Linked DNA regions of Homo sapiens: region 2 is linked to region 1. A link is a contact called in ENCODE Hi-C or POLR2A ChIA-PET data. All regions are on one chromosome and are shown on one strand. The core of a region is the stretch at or near the end of the contact, and the rest is flanking DNA. Distances in the headings are between cores, read along the strand shown.

The links. Hi-C counts contacts between places; a loop is a spot of excess contacts on that map. ChIA-PET counts read pairs that join two places held with the same protein, here RNA polymerase II (POLR2A). Pooled maps may share reads with other maps.
Region 2: a loop to region 1 is called in a map of naive thymus-derived CD4-positive, alpha-beta T cell, with 17 times the contacts of the local background. The contact joins the promoter of POLR1C here to the promoter of TAF8 in region 1. A Hi-C loop is called at or near these places in 1 of 168 maps with a recorded cell type or tissue (naive thymus-derived CD4-positive, alpha-beta T cell) and 8 of 50 pooled maps. POLR2A ChIA-PET finds 5 or more read pairs at or near these places in 1 of 52 experiments (T-cell).

The regions. Positions count from the first base shown.
Region 1 is chr6:42,045,238-42,051,838 of GRCh38, reverse strand. TAF8 (TATA-box binding protein associated factor 8) reads right to left here and starts at 1,315. Exons shown (of 9, transcript NM_138572.3): 1 at 1,253-1,315; 2 at 326-482. The coding sequence starts at 1,297. It also overlaps a transcript of CCND3 not described here. RefSeq lists enhancers at 589-1,140, 810-1,359, 1,141-1,692, 3,449-3,498, 5,613-5,662 and 3 more and a silencer at 2,829-3,078.
Region 2 is chr6:43,512,829-43,519,262 of GRCh38, reverse strand. It overlaps POLR1C (RNA polymerase I and III subunit C), which reads right to left and starts at 2,174. Exons shown (of 9, transcript NM_203290.4): 1 at 2,085-2,174; 2 at 1,886-1,957. The coding sequence starts at 2,153. YIPF3 (Yip1 domain family member 3) reads left to right here and starts at 2,337. Exons shown (of 9, transcript NM_015388.4): 1 at 2,337-2,536; 2 at 3,168-3,374; 3 at 3,562-3,668; 4 at 5,630-5,675; 5 at 5,812-5,904; 6 at 6,063-6,194; 7 at 6,389-6,434. The coding sequence starts at 2,456. RefSeq lists an enhancer at 2,048-2,597.

The DNA of each region.
Region 1 (6,601 bases), core at 66-2,565:
ACCTGCCACCACGCCCAGCTAATTTTTTTGTGTGTTTTTTAGTAGAGACGGGGTTTCGCCACGTTGGCCAGGCTGGTCTTGAACTCCTGACTTCAGGTGATCCACCCGCCTCAGCCTCCTAAAGTACTGGGATTACAGGCGTGAGCCACCACGCTCGGCCCATTGTGCTGTTTTCTTTTCTCAACTTTTTACATTAAAAAAAATTTTTTTTCTCCCCTCTTAAGAAAAAAGTTTGTTTCTTAAATCCTCTCAAACACTATCACAAAGCAGGGCACAGAACTGATGTTGGGGTTGACTCCAAGGCCAAGTGTTTCCATGTACTCACAGCTCTGCAGCATCTCTGTCAGCGTTTCCACGGATGCTTTCTCGGCACTCTCAAACCCTGCCTCTGTCAGCAAGGAGCTCACAACCACCTGCAGGGTTCTCCTCCGGGCCAGATGATAGTTATCGGCAGGGTTAGTGGACTGTTTACTTCCCGATCTCTGTGAATCAGCAGAGAGATTTTCATCCACAGGAGAAGGATGCAATCACATAGTTCATACGTGGTCAACGGCAAGCAAAGTTATTTTACTAAATAATTTTATTTTAAAAATCAGTGCTTAATGTTTAGATTTACAGATCTTGGCCAACTGAGTAAAAATTGAGCACCCAAGGTGCTTTAAATACAGAGACCACTTCTCCGCTTACCTAAAACGTACAGTCCCAATGAGATAAAATAGCAGGTCTTTTACTTTCTACTTTAGCAGATTATTAGAATACATAGCTGAAGAAACACGCATGATGGGATTAAGACGTGTCCCGCAGAAAAAACAGGATCCCTCTCTTGTGCCTCCCATCTTCACACCATTTCATTGAAAGGGAAAATGAAAACAGTAACAAGAGGTGACCGCGAGGAGAGGAGGGCAAAAGATAAAAGCACAAAAAAGTAAGAAAGCTAAATATTTTGAAACGGGAATGCCTTTCAACTTTGGCCGGCCAATAAGAAGGCGAAAACGGCATCTTCAGACCAATCGGGGGTGTTCCGGGCTCCCAACCCCCAACAGCGAACGAGCCAATCAAGACACAGGTCCGCCAACTCCGGAGGCCGCAGCCAAGTCCCAAGGAGGGGGCGCCTACGGCCTGAAAACACCCTCCGCCAGTCGGAGCTCATGATGGGGCTGAATTTCTGGGCATTATCTTGTTGCTCAGTCGAGGGGAAAGTTGCAGGATACCCAAACTCTCTCGGCTCCGAGCCCGCGCTTCCTGCCCTTACCGTTCCGGAGCCACCGGCCCCAGCTGTGGCCGCCGCGTCGGCCATCTTGTTCTGGCGTAGTGTGCGCGAGCGCGGGGCGCGATGGGACTTGTAGTCGCGGGGCGGGGCGGGGCGGGGCGGCGTGCGCCCCTTGGTTTTCCGAAGCCCAGTCGGTTGGGGGACGCCTCCGGTGACCCCGGCTCACGTGACTTTTTTTTTTTTTTTTTGGATACAGAGTCTTGCTCCGTTTCACAGGCTAGAGTGCAATGGCGCGATCTCGGTTCACTGCAACCTCCACCTCCCAGGCTCAAGCGATCCTCCCGCCTCAGCCTCCGGAGTAGCTGGGATTACAGGCGGGCACCACCACGCCCCGCTAGTTTTTGTATTTTTAGTAGAGACCGAGTTTCGCCATGTTGGCCAGGCTGGTCTCGAACACCTAAGCTCAAGCAGTCCGCGGCCTCGGCCTCACAAGGTGCTGGGATTACAGGCGTGAGCTACCGCGCCAGCCTCACGTGACCTTTTGAGAGTGAAGTGTTCTGGGGCCTTCAGTGGCTTGGTTGTGGGCCAGGAAAACGCGCCCGGTTTCACTGAGTTAAAAGAAACCTATTTTAATATGAAAATCGGTTCTTATAAAGAGCATACCAGGAGATCATCTACACTCGCAGGGTTTTCCAAACTTGTCTTATTATTAGTAACACCTGGCTGGGCCCAGCCCAATCCCAGTGACTTCACTCTCTGGAAGAGGGGCTTGGGAATCTTTCTCATTAAGGAGCTCCCCAGATGATTCTTCTGAGCGAGTAATGTTGGGAAACCCTGGAGCATCCAGCCTGGTGATTTTGTGCTGAGGGCCGCCCCGCCTGTCAATGGCCCACTTGGAAGTAGAGCCTGGACCACCTAGTCCAAGTCTATCGCTGCATCCTGCTGCCTTCGCGCCCTCGACCCGCAAGTATTTGCGAGGCAAGTCTAGGGGGCGGGAGACTTGTCCCTTGCCGCCTCACTCCCAGGGCGTGGGGTGCCCGCGGCTACCAGTGGTTTTCTCCCTAGCCTGTCAGCCCCTCTAGCTGCGCCGTGTTCGTCCCCATTTGCAGGTGCCTGGCAGGACGCAGATTCTGGGCTTGGATCCTAACACTAGCCAGCTATGGTACTTCGGGCACTTGACCTTAATCCTCAGTGTGTCTCAGTTTCCTCTTCTGTAAAGCTGGGGGAAAGATGAGATGATACACAGAAAGAGTCTGTCACAGTGCCTGACGTGTAGTAAGAGTCAAGAAATCGGCCGGGCGCGGTGGCTCTCGCCTGTAATCCCAGCACTTTGAGAGGCCGAGGCGGGTGGATCACCTCAGGTCAGGAGTTCGAGACCAGCCTGACCAACATGGTGAAACCCCGTGTCTACTAAAAATACACAAAATTAGCCGGGCGTGGCGGCGTGCGCCTGTAGTCCTAGCTACTCGGGAGGCTGAGGCAGGAGAATAGCTTGAATCCGGGAGGCGGAGGTTGCAGTGAGCCGAGATCGCGCCACTGCACTCCAGCCTGGGCGACAGAGGGAGACTCCATCTCAAAAAAAAGAAAAAGAAAAAGAAGTCGCTCCTCATGATGTTGTTTACTTCCTGGATAGCACGTGGAGGAGTTGCCAACGCCGGGAGGCAGCGGTCCGGGAACCCGTGCTGCCCCGGCCCCGCCGCCCACACCTGAGCCTCCGTGGCGCCCCGCCCCCGCACCTATGCCGCGTGGGGCGGGGGCTGCGGGCGGGGGTGCGCGGCGCCGGATGAGCCTCCTGGCCTCGCCGAGGGTGTACAGGGGGTGGGAGAGTCAGGCCGGGGACCGAAACTTGGCTGAGCAGAGCACCAGCCCCTTTGTCTCCTCCGCCCCCTCTTCCCCACTTCCTGCCCAGCTCTGGATCGGCGGCGCGGCGCGGACTTTGTAAACACTTCGCCACTGCAGGGGTGGAGACTGGCTCTGTTCGGATGCCGGCCGGGGGGGAGAGGTGCAATCCTCTCCTCGCGGCTGGTGGTTGCGACCACCCCCACTCCCCAAAGGCAGGCTCCGGAGGCGGCGGGACAGAGCGCCTGCGACCCCAGTCGGTGCTCCGGGGAGGTCACCTGACGAGGAGGTAGGCTTGGGTGCTGGAGAAACCGGGGTAGATGGGATGTCAGCTCAGGCTGGAGACCATGCGTTGGGGATCGGTGCTGGGTGGGTCAATGGGGTCGCCGCATCCTCATCACTTCCTAGTTGGCACCGAAAGCTTGGCTCACTTTCCCACTGAGTGAGGTGTTCTGCACGGAATTGAAGGGCAGAGAAACCCCCAAAGGCCCTGAGCCCTCTGTATGTACACACATCGGCACAACCCCCTCCAGCTGATCTGGAAGCCCCGTGGCTTTACCGGGCTGTTGGTCTTCTCATGCCTCAAAGATGGGGTGGAAGGCCAGTAGGAGGGCAGACCAGTGTGGATGGGGAGTCTGTGAGTGCTCTGGCAAGTGCACCGGGATGAAACTGGAGGGAGGGACCCCTCAGTGGTGTCTGATTGATACATAGATGATGATCTTAGCTTCTTCTGTGTCTCTTGAAGTGCCAACAAGAGGAATAACTGAATAAATTGGTTGCTGTTACTAAGGGAGCATTAAGTTATTCATTTGCATTGATTGAACACCTACTATGTGCCTGGCATTATATGGAATGCTGAGGGTGCAATGATGTTATTCATCCACAGCTAATATGGATCACAAAACAATAGACATAGATGCCAAGTACACTGGCTGGGGTGGCTGGGAAGGCTTCAGAGAGAAAAGGACATTTGAGTTGGGTTCAGAAGGATGAAAAGCATAGAAGTCTTTGGGGGCACTTATTCCACAGAACTGGATTGAACCCCAGCTGTGGTGTTGGACACTGGAATATAGGGGCGACCCAGAAACAATTCCTGCTCCCTTTAATCCACTGTCTAACCATCAAGGGAATGAACAGGATGAATCCCAGAAAAGGCAGTTTTCTGGGCTGGGTCCCAAGAACCCAGGAATTCCCAGCTGGGTACAGCTGGGAGGGTCCACCTGGGGGTGATGTGACAGTCCACACAATCCTGGGCACCCCCTCCTCATCCCTGGACTCTGAGACTGTTTCCTCTGACGAGTCCTTGCCCTCTGCCTACCACCTCATTTCTCTTTGGGACCAGACGTGGATAGAGAAGTGGATCTCCCTTTGCTTCCTCACAGATTCTTCTGGCCGTTCAATTCTGGGGCTCCTTCGGGAAATGACTGACACAGCAATTTATGAATTCATTCAGCACCTATTTGCTATGGCCATACTCCATCTGCACAGGCTATTCCCACAGCTGTTGGGGATGTCATGGTAATCAAATCAGAGTTTCTTCCCCTGGAACTTAACACTGAAAGCCTCTGATAATTGTAGCAGAGTTCTAGTCTATGCCAGTTATTGAGATCATGACCTCCATGGTCCCAAACATCTTCTCCTTCCGGCTTCCCCTTCCCTCAAGGGCTTAGAATACTAGCTAACAGTTACATAACACTGTCAGGTACTCTTCTAAGTGGCTTAGAGATCATATCTCATTTAAACCTCCTAATATAGTCCTATGAGGTAGGCATTAGGATTCTCTCCATTTTATAGACGAGGAAACGCAGGCACTGGAGATAAGTAATCTTCCTTCAGACACAAGAAACAAATGGCAGAGCTGGGATTTAAACCTAGGTCACTTGATTTGGGAGGCTTTATTCTTAACCATTAGGCTAGCCTGCCTCCTTCGCTGACCACAAAAAATGTGCACTTGAGCCAGGAACTTAGGAGTTTCCTAAAGGGAGTCTGTGGTCCTGTATCTTGGATGATACAGCCATCTGTTAGCTGAGCCATAGGGCTGGTACTGTTTACAGTGAGCCCAGCAGGCCTGGAATAGAGTTGTGGGAACTGCACAGAGCTGGTATCCTTTCCTGATGGCTGTGTGTGTGTGTGTGCGCGCGCGTGTGTGCGTGCACACAAACGTATGAATGTTTCCCCCTGTGTAAGCCTCACTCAAAGGGAAAGGAGGAATATGAATAAACCGGGAGGAATGAACTAAGATTATATTCAAGAAAGAACTTCTCAACTTGGACGTGATGTGCCAGAATCTGGGGATTTGGGAAACCAAGACACCTCTTTTGTTGGGAATTAAGAATAGCAGAGATGCTCACATTCTAGATGTGCATTCCAGCTTGGTAGATGAGTAAGGAAGATGGCCAAGGAGTGGGTCCAGGCTTAAGATGCTCACACCTCTCTTTCCCACAGCTCCTGCTTCCAAAGCTGCATCTGTATATCCTACCCAGTCCCTCCAGACAGGCTGGGATAATGCTGGTGATGCAAGCGAGAGCACGGGACAGTTTCCATGGATTCCAGCCCCTTTTCCACCTCCTTTCTGAAACGCTTTTAAATTTCTTACAAGGGCCCTCCCCACAGGTTTGGGGAGGCCTTGAGGCGGTCCCTCTCTGCCTGCAGTCAAAGCACTTCGTGCATCTGTCTTTGAGAAAGGGATGTGTGTTGGGGGCATGGGTATTGATGCTGGGAGTCGAGGGTGGGAACTGGGTGGAGGGTGGCTGCACTGAGAAAACGGGTAAGCAGGACGTGAACCTTAAGAACTATAAACCTCCAAGCTGCTCTTCTCCCACGCACGCACCTTCCTCCCTCACTCGCTGGTAGGGTGGGGTGCAGCGGAGCCCTTGGCACGCCCTGGCCCCCTGCCCCAGGCACTGGCTTGGCTGTGGAGAACAGGTTGTACTCTTGAAAAACCACAAGAGGAAGTTTAGGGAGGGCTGGGGGTGGGGAAAGTTCTGGGGCCCCTGCCAAGTTTCCCTTTCCCTGCTGAGCAGTAGATGTGTTTATCTTGCTCTCAAAGACATTTAAATTTTAAATCCTCAAGTTTCAAAGAGCTGTCAAGGCCTGCCCCTTTCTAGGGGTGGCAACAGACACTGCTAGAAATGGCATTGGAACAAGTTACCCATCTGTTGGAATTCCCCTGGGATTCGTGCAGGTTGAGAAAGGCTAATTCCAGAAAGTCTCTTCTTTGGCCCCTTCACTTTTCTCTTCCCCAAAGCATTTCCTACAACCTTTAAACTCAGAGGAATGTGGCTGTAATTGCCACTTAGGAGCTGAATGGTGTTGCGGGAGCTGTCCCTAAGTTTTTACTTGTACTGTCTCATTTAATATTTATTCACCACAACTCTAGGTAGTAAACACCTCTATCTCCAATTTACAGATAGGAAACTGAGGCTCAGAAAGGCAAACTTGCTCAAAGTAATTTAGCTAGTAAGTGGCAGAGCTTGGAATTGAACGAGGATCTATCTGATTTCAAAGTCTAGGCTCTTTACTCGTGAATTAACTCTCAGTCTGAGCATTGAC
Region 2 (6,434 bases), core at 925-3,424, 1.5 Mb before region 1:
AGATAATTCCCTCAAGTATTATCCTCTCATCCAAAAACCTCCCTTTGCCCAAATGTCTCTTATTAAATATTCTATCTCGCCCAGTGTTTTAAGTTTCATGAAAAGTCTCCATTTTTGTCGTCCATTCATTAAAACCCTATGCAATATGGCTTCCAACCAAACCATCCACAGAAGCTATTCTACTGAAGAACAGAAACTACCATAGTGCTTAGTTTTGTTGACACTACTCAGTCCTCTTACTAGACTTCTGTTATGCTTGGCATTGATTAAAAAACCCCCTCCTGGCCCGGCACAGTCACTCACACCTGTAATCCCAGCACTCTGGGAGGCTGAGACGGGCAGATCACAAGGTCAGGAGTTTGAGACCAGCCTGGCCAGCATGGTGAAACCCCGTCTCTACCAAAAATACAAAAAATTAGCTGGGCATAGTGGCGCATGACTGTAGTCCCAGCTACTCGGGAGGCTGAGGCAGAACTGCTTGAACCCGGGAGGCGGAGGTTGCAGTGAGCCAAGATCGCGCCACTGCACTCCAGCCTGGGACATAAGAGTGCCTCATGAAAAGCAAAGAAAAAAATCTCCTCCTTTTTTGAACTATTCCCCTGGTTTCTGAGCTCTGAGCTCCACTCTTCTTCCTTCTCTGATGATCGACTTCCACCCATCTCTAAATTTGCCAGGTTCTTGTCTCTCTCCCAGGTCACCTTAACTGTACTAACAGTTTTAGCAACTATCTGTTCTGACAACTCCCAAAATGTTATCTCACTTCTGATCTCATTTCAAGCATGCAGTCTTCTAGCCTGCTAGATTTCTCCACATGCAGAAAACAATGCATCATCATTCCCGTTCCCCAGACCCATTTCTCCTCTCAGTAAATGATACCACAATGCATCAAAGCAGTTCCCAAGCCAAAAAGTCATTTTATGCTACCCCCACAGCCTTTACCAAAGCAATCATAAATTTACCTTCTATTCTACCTTTGCTCTATTTCTACCATCAGTCTTAGTTCATGTCTTCAACCTCAGCTTCCCTTACAACAGATCTGCCTGCTCCATATGATCCTCCTCAAACTCATTCCCTCCCAGCCACCAAGGTTGCAAATCTCATCATGTCTGCTTAAGAACTATTCAATCTCCCTATCATCAACAGTGCCCAAGACACACTTCAACCTTGCCTACCACTCATGCCAGAACTACTTGGACATGCCCGGAGCACACTTCACACAAGCCATAATTTTTTTTCAAGCATTAACCTTTTTCATTGTTCATACTTTATTCCTTGTATCAACAGGTTAAAAAAGTAAAATTTTCCCAAGCACTGATTTACAGATCATGTTTATAAGCTGCACGCAAAGGTCAGTTGCCTAAACGGTAACATTCAGTAATCTATTTAAATGCAATTTTAACCCTTATTTTAAGCTAAGTGAAACAATACAAAAGACTAAATACACACAAAACCTGTATATCCTGAACTTCACTGACTTGAAACAAACCCTTCATAATTTAACTCCTGTTCTTTTTTACTTACCATTCAAGGCTCAATTGAGATGTACCCTCCTCTTGAAATGTTAAGTACCTCTCCGCCCCTCTTCCTGGTCTCAGCGTAATGCTCCCCACCCCAACCCTGCCGTCTTCATCGCTATCAACCACCTTCACCATATTACACTAGATTCACTGTTTATACACACCATTCCTCAACAAGACTGAACATCTTTGCAGAACTGGGTAGAAACCGTGTCTAATTTGGCCTGTAAACGGAGCGTCTAGCACATTGCTCAACAAACTTACAAACGGAGCGACCCCCAAGAGCAGCTTCTGAGACAGACACAGGCTGCTCAGACCACAAGGTCTGGCCTTCATAACCCTCCCCAGACAACTCCGGCCCCACTTACCTTCTCGAAGCGGTCCTGGTCCCAGGCATCATCATAACCGGAATAGTTACCGGGAAAGTCAGTAGTATGGACCTAGAGCAAAGGGACGAATTTGTCCACGAAGGGACAGTGAGCCCACAGCTATCCCCACGCCAATCCCAAGACCCATCCCTGTTCCGCTCTCATTCCTCCCGCCCGAGCTCAAGGCCACAAGGCTTACATTGCGAACCCCAAACTCCCCCAGAACCACGCGGCTCCGCATTTCCTCCACCGCCTGAGAAGCCGCCATCTTCAATCTCTCCACGAGACTAGAGGTTCTATCTCGCGCGTGCGTCCTAGTAGCCCTGCTCCGTCTCCGTGGCAACGCACCGCCTCCTGGAATCTTAAATATCGCGAGATTTTTCCCCGCCCCCGTCCACGTCCCCAGCTTCCGGAAGTTGCTTTTGTCCAAACATCCGGGCTTCTCCTTTTTGTGTTCCGGCCGATCCCACCTCTCCTCGACCCTGGACGTCTACCTTCCGGAGGCCCACATCTTGCCCACTCCGCGCGCGGGGCTAGCGCGGGTTTCAGCGACGGGAGCCCTCAAGGGACATGGCAACTACAGCGGCGCCGGCGGGCGGCGCCCGAAATGGAGCTGGCCCGGAATGGGGAGGGTTCGAAGAAAACATCCAGGTAATGGCCCCAAGGCACCAGCTGCCAGCAGCCGGAGGGCCGGCGATGTCCAGAAGTGTCTTGGGGATTCCCCCTCTGGGCCTGGAAGTCCGCTCCATTTACAAAACTCTCTTCTTTGGGTCTTCGTGCACACTAAAGTCAGTGGGATTAACATTGACCTGAAAGGGCCAGACTACTACTCCAGCCTGAGGATCTCGGGTTTCAGGGCCCGCCCGAGGCATTAGGAAGAAGGTATTCTTGGAACAAGTTAGGAGGTTGGTCGGGGTAAGGCATGGAGTGGGGTTGGGTGGGATTCACTGGCATTCGCTGAAAACATACTATGTGTATAGTTTTGTTTGGGGCTTAGGAAAGAAGGAAATGGGCACTTTTTCAGCCTTTTAGTCTTTGATAGGTAACATAGGAGAAAGACATGAATGGAAGACTAGTAGGTTTCCCAGGCTAGAAAAGATAGCCAAAGCTAGAAACCAGGCGTTCTGAGAGCATATGAGGGGGAATGGAGTGGCATGATCTGTAGTGATTCCAAGCCGTATCCTCAGCAGTGGAAGAACAAAGCCCTAAACCCTGGGATGAGCAGAGGACTTAATGGATGGAACAGAAAAGTCCTGCACTCTAGGAGCCATTGTCTTCACAGGGCGGAGGCTCAGCTGTGATTGACATGGAGAACATGGATGATACCTCAGGCTCTAGCTTCGAGGATATGGGTGAGCTGCATCAGCGCCTGCGCGAGGAAGAAGTAGACGCTGATGCAGCTGATGCAGCTGCTGCTGAAGAGGAGGATGGAGAGTTCCTGGGCATGAAGGGCTTTAAGGGACAGCTGAGCCGGCAGGTGGCAGATCAGGTAAGCAAGATTGAATCCTCTGCAGGTAGAAAAGTAGACCTAGGTATGTCCCGTGTTCTGGAATTGGTGTTGGTGATGTTCGCCCCAGGTTGTCCAGTTAGAACCATGTAGAAATCAAACGGAAAATAGGCAACAGGATCTAGAACCAACAGTACCACAATACCTATGCCCATCTTCCTTACTTCAGATGTGGCAGGCTGGGAAAAGACAAGCCTCCAGGGCCTTCAGCTTGTACGCCAACATCGACATCCTCAGACCCTACTTTGATGTGGAGCCTGCTCAGGTGCGAAGCAGGTGAGGAGCCTTCTCTTGAAGAAGCTTCCCTCCTAACACCTAGACCTTCATGCACACTACAGTCAGATTTCAAGCCCTGGGCTCTGATGGGCTCCCCGTCTTCATGACCCCATCACCTCTCATCACTGCACCTGTCACTGAAACAAGTAATAATAGCACACCATCTTCCTCTTCTTTTCCATCTAACTGACTACTCATCTTCCCTCAAAACCTACCTCAGATGTCACTTCCTCTGTTCCACATTCCTCAATCCCATCCCCAGTTTGTTCTCTCCTGGTGTTCCTATAGAACTCTGTGCTTGCCAGCCGGGCATGGTGGCTCACGCCTGGAATCCCAGCACTTTGGGAGGCCGAGGCGGGCGGATCACAAGGTCAGGAGATCGAGACCATCCTGGCTAACACGGTGAAACCCTGTCTCTACTAAAAATGCAAAAAAAATTAGACAGGCGGGTGCCCGTAGTCCCAGCTACTCGGGAGGCTGAGGCAGGAGAATGGCATGAACCTGGGAGGCGGAGGCGGAGCTTGCAGTGAGCCGAGATCGTGCCACTGCACTTCAGCCTGAGCAACAAAGTGAGACTCCATCTCAAAAAAAAAAAAAAAAGAACTCTGCGCTTGCCTCTAATAGACAGCACTTCACCACTGCTATCCTTTCTTATTCCTGGAATCTTCCTTCCAGAGACCAACAGCATCTCAAAAGCAGGCTCTGTCTTGTTTATCTTTTTATTCCCAGCACCAGAACAGTCTCAGAATCAAAATATCAGGGCATAGTTTTTGAGTGACTTTTCAAGAACTAGATTTAATCCTGGCTTGGTTTTTTTGTTCATCCTTTAATCAATGCTAATCAAATACCCAGGACCACTCAGCAGGTATTTATTAAGCATTTGCTCTGTGCCAGACGCTAAACTAATCGTATCTGGTTCAGTGGTGAAGATAGATGGGAGCCTTGCTCTTGAGTGCAGTTACAGTACAGTACTCATTCTATGATGGGGCACACAGGAGGGATATGTGAGCCAAAGCAGGTTGGTGGGTGGGACAGGACAAGTTTCCCAGAGGAAGTAAAACCTAGCTAAAATCCCAGGTATGATTAGGAGCTAGCCACTTGAGAGAAGAGGGAAGTGACTAAATTTTCATACCACTTCACATATATTTTTCAAGAAAATACTCGAAAGTGCCTGGAGGCACAGATAAGCAGGAAGAGGAGGCGTTTTTACTATTCCCTCAGTAACACCTTTCATTCTAAACTTTCCATCTAGCCGGCTAGACTTTTCCCAGGGCTTCCTCATTATAACCCTGAATTCTGGGTACTCTCTGCTGAGGTCTGCCTGTCTTGTCATGTCTTTGTTTTGTTTTGTTTTGAGATGGAGTCGCACTCTGTCACCCAGGCTGGAGTGCAGTGGCGCGATCTCGGTTCACTGCAACCTCCGCTTCCCGGGTTCAGGCAATTCTCCTGCCTCAGCCTCCTGAGTAGCTGGGACTACAGGCGCCCGCCACCATGCCCAGCTAATTTTTTGTATTTTTCGTAGAGACAGGGTTTCACCATATTGGCCAGGCTGGCCTCAAACTCCTGACCTTGTGATCTGCCTGCCTCGGCCTCCCAAAGTGCTGGGATTACAGGCGTGAGCCACCGCGCCCAGCCTGCCTGTCTTTTCAAGGGGAGGGGGCAGACGGATACATGGTCGGGCCCTCCTTCAAGGCCCAGTAGGGCTGAGTTCTCCATATAGCTGCTGTTTCAGTCAGCTAAGTTTCAGAGGGTTGTCCTTCCTGGAAGTAACTTTAGGGGCAAGGAAATGATTTCCTCATTCCCTATCTGTCTTTACTACCCTGTTCTACCGTGTCATCCAACATGTCTTCTAGGCCAGGCCCCATTCCCTGGAGTTAGAGATGAATAAAATTCAGGCCTTGCCCTCCAGAACCTCATGGCCTTGTGCTGCCTTTGCTTTAATCTCTCCTCTCCTCTCCCAGGCTCCTGGAGTCCATGATCCCTATCAAGATGGTCAACTTCCCCCAGGTGAATAGAGGGTGGCATGTCTGGAGAGCCGGGGGAAGCACCAGGGCAGAGGGTGGGACCACCAGGCAAATCCTGGGAAGCCATAAACAGATGAGCTGTTGTACCCTCCAGCCTGAATGAATTGGTATATTGACAGAAAATTGCAGGTGAACTCTATGGACCTCTCATGCTGGTCTTCACTCTGGTTGCTATCCTACTCCATGGGATGAAGACGTCTGACACTATTATCGTAAGCAGGACAGACAACTTTGGGGGGGTGGCTGCACTAGGTTGAAAGCTGCCTGAGGATACAATGGTGGAGTGAGACAGGAACAGCCCCTGCGGAAGGCCCTAGGTGAGGCTGAGATCAGAGGCCTCCTAGGACTAAATAGAGCCTTCACCCCACAGCGGGAGGGCACCCTGATGGGCACAGCCATTGGCACCTGCTTCGGCTACTGGCTGGGAGTCTCATCCTTCATTTACTTCCTTGCCTACCTGTGCAACGCCCAGATCACCATGCTGCAGATGTTGGCACTGCTGGTAAGGAGCCAGGTGTGGTGGGCAAGAGTGATGTTAAAAAGAGTAGCCAGGCCTTGGTCGGCATCTGTCCTGGGGCCCCAAAGCCTGGAATGGGAGGAGTAGGCCAATGGACCATGTGTTTCCCAGGGTCCCCATGAGGGGCCAGAAAGCAGCCCAACCTGAATGATTTTCCTCTCCACCATCCTCCTTCCCAGGGCTATGGCCTCTTTGGGCATTGCATTGTCCTGTTCATCACCTATA